Regions from separate parts of the Homo sapiens genome. Here region 2 is linked to region 1. Evidence: chromatin contacts called from ENCODE Hi-C or POLR2A ChIA-PET data. All regions are on one chromosome and are shown on one strand. The core of a region is the stretch at or near the end of the contact, and the rest is flanking DNA. Distances in the headings are between cores, read along the strand shown.

Evidence for each region. A loop is a pair of places that touch in the nucleus more often than their neighbours do. ChIA-PET counts read pairs that join two places held with the same protein, here RNA polymerase II (POLR2A).
Region 2: POLR2A ChIA-PET joins it to region 1 with 28 read pairs in BJ. The contact joins the enhancer-like site here to the promoter of LINC01460 in region 1. A Hi-C loop is called at or near these places in 1 of 168 maps with a recorded cell type or tissue (Caco-2). POLR2A ChIA-PET finds 5 or more read pairs at or near these places in 3 of 52 experiments (A673, BJ and MCF 10A).

Annotation. Positions count from the first base shown.
Region 1 is chr2:27,713,966-27,717,366 of GRCh38, forward strand. It overlaps LINC01460 (long intergenic non-protein coding RNA 1460), which reads right to left and starts at 1,767. Exons shown (of 2, transcript NR_135200.1): 1 at 1,619-1,767. LOC105374378 (a long non-coding RNA gene) reads left to right here and starts at 2,158. Exons shown (of 3, transcript NR_160725.1): 1 at 2,158-2,767; 2 at 2,882-3,053. RefSeq lists a silencer at 1,454-1,863 and enhancers at 2,057-2,571, 2,572-3,085.
Region 2 is chr2:27,978,269-27,981,779 of GRCh38, forward strand. The region is part of intron 3 of BABAM2 (BRISC and BRCA1 A complex member 2); the gene reads left to right. Among named protein-coding and RNA genes, the nearest start is that of MIR4263, 16 kb to the right of the region's middle. Within about 2 kb of position 2,168, at least 2 of the 41 ENCODE cell types and tissues checked have a DNase peak (open chromatin) inside an H3K27ac peak, as active enhancers do.

The DNA of each region.
Region 1 (3,401 bases), core at 517-3,016:
CCCAGCACTTTGGGAGGCCGAGGTGGGTGGATCACAAAGTCAGGAGATCGAGACCATCCTGGCTAACACAGTGAAACCCCGTTTTTCTACTAAAAATACAAAAATTAGCCAGGCGTGGTGGCGGGCGCTTGTAGTCCCAGCTACTCCAAAGCCTGAGGCAGGAGAATGGCATGGACCCGGGAGGCGGAGCTTGCAGTGAGCCGGGATCAAGCCACTGCCCTCCAGCCTGGGCAACAGAGTGAGACTTCGGTCTCAAAATAAATAAATAAATAAACAAAATAAATATAAATAAATAAATAAATAAAAACGACCACAAAACTTTATTGGATGCTGCCCACCATGAGGGGCAACAGACAAGTGTGAGTTACTCAAAAAAAGTAAACTAGGCCTTCTCCTTTGACAGGGAGGTGCATTTGAAAGGTGCCTCCCTGTGCACTGACTCACTTAGTCTTGTGAGGGAAGCTTTATTACAATTCCCCATTGCACAGATGAAGTTGGGGCTCAGGGAGGCCAAGGGAATGAAACTACTAAGTATGTAATTGGAACCCAAGTCTCCTGGAATCCAAATGCAGTGTCCTTTCGCTACCAGATGCCAGCAGGACCCAGGTAATGAACTAGGCCAGAGACCTGAAGAGCAGGCCAGCTACCAATGTGACCTCTATCTGCCCACTTGGGGGTGAGATCCTTACCCATACAAAGACAGTTTTAAAATTGATTAAATGTAATGAGGCCGGGGCTGGGGCAGGCTGGCTCACGCCTGTAATCCCAGCACTTTGGGAGGCTGAGGAGGGCGGATAGCTTGAGGTCAGGAGTTTTGAGACCAGCCTGGCCAATATGGTGAAATCCCATCTGTACCAAAAATGTAAAAATTAGCTGGGTGTGTTGGCGCAGGCCTGTAGTCCCAGCCACTCGGGAGGCTGAGGCAGGAGAATCGCTTGAACCCGGGAGGCGGAGGTTGCAGTGAGCGGAGATTGCGCCACTGCACTCCAGACTGGACGACAGAGCAAGACTCTGTCTCAAAAAACAACAAACAAACAAACAAAAGTAAAGAGGCCGATAGAGGGAGAGGAGACCGAGACGTAGGGAGCAGTGAGTCGGTTTGGGATGAGACTGGCAGGAGCAGGCAGATACAGTATTCGACCTCGGAGCTGGGCTTTTAGCCTGGGGTCCTGGCGCCCCTAGAGTGTCAGGAGGTGAGGGCCTGAAGCTACAGGCAGAATCCCAGTGTCTGTGTGGGCCGTGGGCTTGCTCTGGACACTCTGGGGACAGGATGCAAGGCCGTCATCAGATTCTCAAAGGGGCCCGTGTCCAGAAAAAAAACGTGTTAAACCTCCGATATGGAAGCATCTGCAGTCCCCTGCCCGGACCGGGGACACCATGGTGCAATGTATCCCTGTCCCCGTCACTTTTTCTAAATCTTTGCCTAGAAATCCCTCGTGCTGGACTCTTTCACCCTGCACGGGGGAGAAGCCCTCCTCCCGGGAGCCTGTTTGGGGGGCAGGCCTGGCCGAGTGGCTCCGTGAAGACGCAGGCGCGGCCGGAGGGCGCGGGGCTCGGGCAGGATCGCGCCGCCGGGCCGGGAGGGGGCTGCGGGCGCGCGGCGGATGTCACGGCTTACCTCAGAGCCCAAATTAGAAGGCTGAAAAAATCACAGCAGGAAATAATGTGCTGCCTAAAATAGAAGCATCAACTGGGAGAGAGGCCGGGGAGTAGGTGGCATCTGAGGCTCCCGCCGCGTCCTCCCCAGCGGCTGCCTGACGCTGCATCGGAGGCGCGTGGGTGGCGCCCGGCCAGAGGGGCCCAGAGGCCGGGGCGGCCCGGGGCGGGAGGAGGCGAGAGCAGGGCACCCTCCCTCCGCCCCCTCCCCCCTCCCCACACCCCTTCCCTCTTCCTCTCTTTCCCTCCCCTACGGCCCCCACCTCCCCCCACCCCGACCCGCTCCCCCGACACCTGGGCTGGTCCTCCCGGATCCACTCCTCTCCCACACTCCCTCACCTCCCCCCTCCCTCCCCCTGCCCACGCCCCACATACCTGGGCTCCTGCCCCTTCCACCCCTCTCTGCTCCCTCCCTGCCCCCTTCCCTTCCTCCCCTCCCCTTTATCTCACCTTCACCCCCTTTCCTCCTACACCCCTTCCGTGTCCCCACCCCCTGCCCTCAGTCCTCCTTCCTCCTCTTCCCCACATCCCACCTCTCCTTTCCCCCTCCTTGTAGGCCCTCTTTCTCCTCAGCCCCCCTCCCCCCGCCTTTAGTCTCCTACCTCCCCTACAGCCTCCTGCCCCCGCCTCCTCACAGCCCCCTACTTACCCTACTGCCTCCCTCCTGGGGCCCTTTCCTCCCCAAGGGCCCCTCTGTTTTCTCCCATTCCAGCCCCTGACCAGGCCCTGCTCCTCTGCTGGGGTCGGCCCCGCACAGTAAGCTGCCTGGGAGCCCTCATTGCCTTCCTGGGCAACCCGGCCAAAGGCCCCCCGAGCAGCTGCAGCCCTGGAGGTCAGCCTCACCCTGGCAGACCGCAGGGGCCCCTCCTCACCGCCGACCTCTGCACCTTCACCCGTTTGCCTGGTGTCTGAGGAAGGGCCCGCAGGAAGAGCATTCCTTTCCCAGGGTCTTCCTCAGGAGGGATGAGAGGAAGCAAAAGCTTGGTCTGCAAACGGGCTGGTCCTCCCGACGGCCACATCCGCAGGAATGACCCTCAGAGGGGCTCCCCAACTGGCTGGGAGATTCGTCCAGCTGGGCGCTCTGCTACACAGCCCCGTCAAGGGCAAACAGGCATGTACTTAAATGATAAGGGGCGGCCCTTACAGAGCGTGTATATGTGCATATTAGCTCCTTCAAGCCTCACAGCTCCGTAAGCTAGGCACTGTTATTATCCCCATATTATAGATGACAAAACTGAGACACAAAAGATGAATCAGCTTGGCAGTGTTCACAGAGCCAGCGTGTGGAAAAGCCAGAATCCAGACCCAGACCCGAACTGCAGCGTCCCGGCTCTTACCCCTAACCAGCCAGTGCCTCTCAGCTTAGTGCTCTTCCACCCGGCTTTTCTTTCTAAAAAGTGAGTTTCGTCTTTGTTGTTTGTTTGTTTTTGTTTTTTTCTGAAAGTAAGCATGAAGCATTACAGGTGCTTGGAGATTTTCAGTTTTTAAAAATCTGATATTTTTACTTCTCTGGGTGTTTCCCCTGCCAGCTGTTGCTCTCCTGAAAACCGTCTCGCTCATTTTTGCCGGTTCCCAGTGCTGTGCGTCCTCATCGCATTGGTTCGTGCTCCAGGGCCCTGCCCACGCACATATGTGCTGCACTCCTTCCCTCCTGCCTCCTGCCTCTGTGTTGCCCTGGGGCTAACAGCTTATGACTTGCCAAACAGAATCATAAGGAGAGGTGTGTGGCTGATGTGGCATCACGC
Region 2 (3,511 bases), core at 918-3,417, 260 kb after region 1:
GTGATGTGCCTGCTCTCCCTTCACCTCCTGCCATGATTGTAAGCTTGCTGAGGTCTTTGCCAGAAGCAGATGCTGGCACCATGCTTCCTGTACAGCCTGCAGAACTGTGAGCCAATTAAACCTCTTTTTATAAATTATCCAGTCCTCGGTTAGTTCTTTATAGTGATGCAAAAATGGACGGACACAAACTCTATTGCTTGAACTTACTTTTTGTTGAGACTATCTCCTTCAAACTGGCGTTTCCACAAAGTTCTTGTCTGACTCTCACTTCCATACTTGGAGTTTCAGTCAGTAATCATTTAATGCAGCAACTGATAAGAATAATCTATCATTGGCAGAAAACCAGTCATTTACCTTTTTCTTTTTTTCTTTTTCAAGTTTCATTTTAGGTTCTGGGGTTACATGTGCAGGTTTGTTACGTGGGTAAATTGCATATCACTGGGGTTTGGTGTACAAAAGATTTAGTCACCTAGATAGTGAGCAAAGTACCCGATTGGTAGGTTTTTGACCATCACCCTCCTCTCACCCTCCACCCTCAAGTAGGCCCCAGTGTCTATTATTCCCCTCTTTGTGTCCATGTATACTCCAATGTTTAGCTTCCACTTACAAGTGAGAACATGTGGTATTTGGCTTTCTGTTCCTGGTTAGTTTGGTAGGATAATAGCCTCCAGCTACATCCATATTGCTGCAAAGGACATGATCTCATTCTTTTTTATGGCTGTGTAGTATTCCATGGTGTATATGTACCACATTTTCTTTTTTTCTTTTTTTTTTTTTGAGATGGAGTCTTACTCTGTTGCCCAGGCTGGAGTGCAGCGGCACAATCTCGGCTCACTGCAACCTCCACCCCCTGGATTCAAGCAATTCTCCTGCCTTAGCCTCCCAAGTAGCTGAGACTACAGGCATGCGCCACCATGCCCAGCCAATTTTTGTATTTTTTTGTTTAGTAGAGACGTGGTTTCGCCATGTTAACCAGGCTGGTCTCGAACTCCTCACCTCAGGTGATCCATCTGCCTCAGCCTCACAAAGTGCTGAGATTACAGGTGTGAGCCACTGCGCCTGGCCTATGTACATTTTCTTTATCAGATTCACTCTTGATGGGCATCTAGGATGATTCCAAGTCTTTGCTATTGTGAATAGTGCTGCAATGAACATATGAGTATATGTGTTTTTTTCATAGAATGATTTATATTCTTTTGGGTATATACACAGTAATGGGATTGCAGGGTTGAATGGTAGCTCTATTTTAAGTTCTTTGAGAAATCTCCAAACTGCTTTCCACAGTGGCTGAACTAGTTTATGTTCCCACCAACAGTGTGTAAGCATTTCCTTTTCTGTGCAGCCTCACCAGCATTTTGTTATTTTTTGACTTTTTAGTAATAGCCATTCTGACTGATGTTAGATGGTATCTCGTGGTTTTGATGTGTATTTCTCTAATGATTAGTGATTGTATTAGTTGTATTAGTATTGAATTGTTTCTTAGAAACTATGTTTTCCTGGCAGTTATTGAAACTGATAGACAAAATAGTATGATAATATTTCACTGGTGAGGAATAAGGCAAGTATCCTGTGGACAGGCTGTGTTCCTTCTGTAATTAGGGAGTAGGAGATATGGTCCACTCTGCATATCTGGTAAGTGAGCCTTCCTGAGATGGTGCTGATACCTTCTAAAAATTGTCAGCTGCTAAGGCACAAGCGTGTAAATAAAATCTACTTTGTATTTAACATTTCTGTGATTTCATGTATGTGTCATATTATAAAGCACTGTTGATGTGCATTTTGAAAGGAAGGAACTTCTGCCCCCATTGCTCCCACTGTTATAGCCTGGCAAGTTTCAGGGAGTAATGAAAAATAAGACTTGAAACTCTTATTTTGTTGTTAGGTGGTTGTAACACTTCTTCCTTTTTTTTAAACCTCGCCTTATAGCACCTCTGATCCTGCTTTTATTTCTTTGTTCTCCTGCATACTCTTCCATTTTATGAAAAGTTGGAGTAAGCAGTGTCCAGGTAATCTGTACTCTGTGTTCATATCATCTGCTCCAGGGTGAAATAAAGGAAATGTGATGTTATTGCTCTTCTATATGATTTGTGTTGGTCTTTTCTCTACTGTCTCTGCCTTGAGGTCAGGTACTATGTTTTCTACTTCCTGTATAACTCCCCAGGTGTCCAGTATGCACATCTGTGCGTTGTGGGTTTTTAATAAATGTTCTTGACTGATTTACTGACTGTTCTGCATAGCAAGAGAACAATGCCACAGTTTATTTCAAAGAGGCTGTACAGTATTGAGGCAAAGTGTTTCACAGTTCTCTGAGGTTGAAGGTAGGAGCCTGAGAAATTCTGGAACATAACTATGTGAGATTCTGAAAGCTATTTTAAGTTACTTCTTTGTTTTGAAAAATATTTATATAATGTTTTTATTACATGTAATGTAGTAAACTTCCTCCCCTTTTAGTACATATCTTTTCCTTAAAAAAAAAAAACTTTATTATATATTCAAATACTGGTTGGTTGCCTTAAAATTTATTGAAAAATCAGCTGTAGAAGTAATAAGATCTAGTGTTTGGCAGCACAATAGGGTGAGTATAGTTAACAGTAATTTATTGTGTATTTCAAAATAAAGAGTGGAATTGGAATTTTCTTAACACAAAGAAATGATAAGTGCTTGGGGTGATGGATATCTCAATTTCCTTAATTTGATTTTTATACATTATGTGCTTGTATGAAAATATCACATATACCCCATAAATAAGTACAGCATTATATATCTATAATAGTTAAAAATTTAAAAAGTCTGTCTTTAACATTATCCAGTCGTGTCCATTAAAAAGACACATTTTGTAAAGTTCCTTAAAAATAAAGATCTTTGCAAGTATTTATCTTAAAAAGCATTCTTTACTTTTATAAAGGGCTCATTGCAGAGTTCTTTTAAATGCAGAAACTCTTCACATTGCATTTTTAATATGATTTTATTTATAAAAGTAACTGTGTCACAACTATTCAGTAAACACTTTGTAATTTATTTAAGATCAGGTTTTTTTAAAGTGGGACAATTTTTTGCATGAGATTAAAAATAAAAACAGCTTTATTGAGATACAATTACATACCGTGCAGTTTACCCTCTAAAGTATACAATTCAGTGGCTTTTTACAAATATAGTCACAAAGTTGTACAACCATCACTAATTTCAGAAAATATTTATCATCACAAAAAGAAAGCTTGTACCAGTTAGCAGTCGCTTCCCATTCTCCTGTTCCCCATTGTCTGGCAACCATTAATCTACTTTCTGTCTCTATGAATTTTCATATTCTAGACATTTCATATAAATAGATTCATACAATAATAATACAATAAGTAGCCTTTTGTGTCTGGCTCATTTCACTTAGCTTAATGTTTTCAAGGTTTATCCACATTGGAGCATTATATCAGTACTTTCTTTCAAATTTGAATAATATTCCATTACATGTATAATGTCACAATTTATTCATTCATCAGTTGACGGACATTAGTTGTTT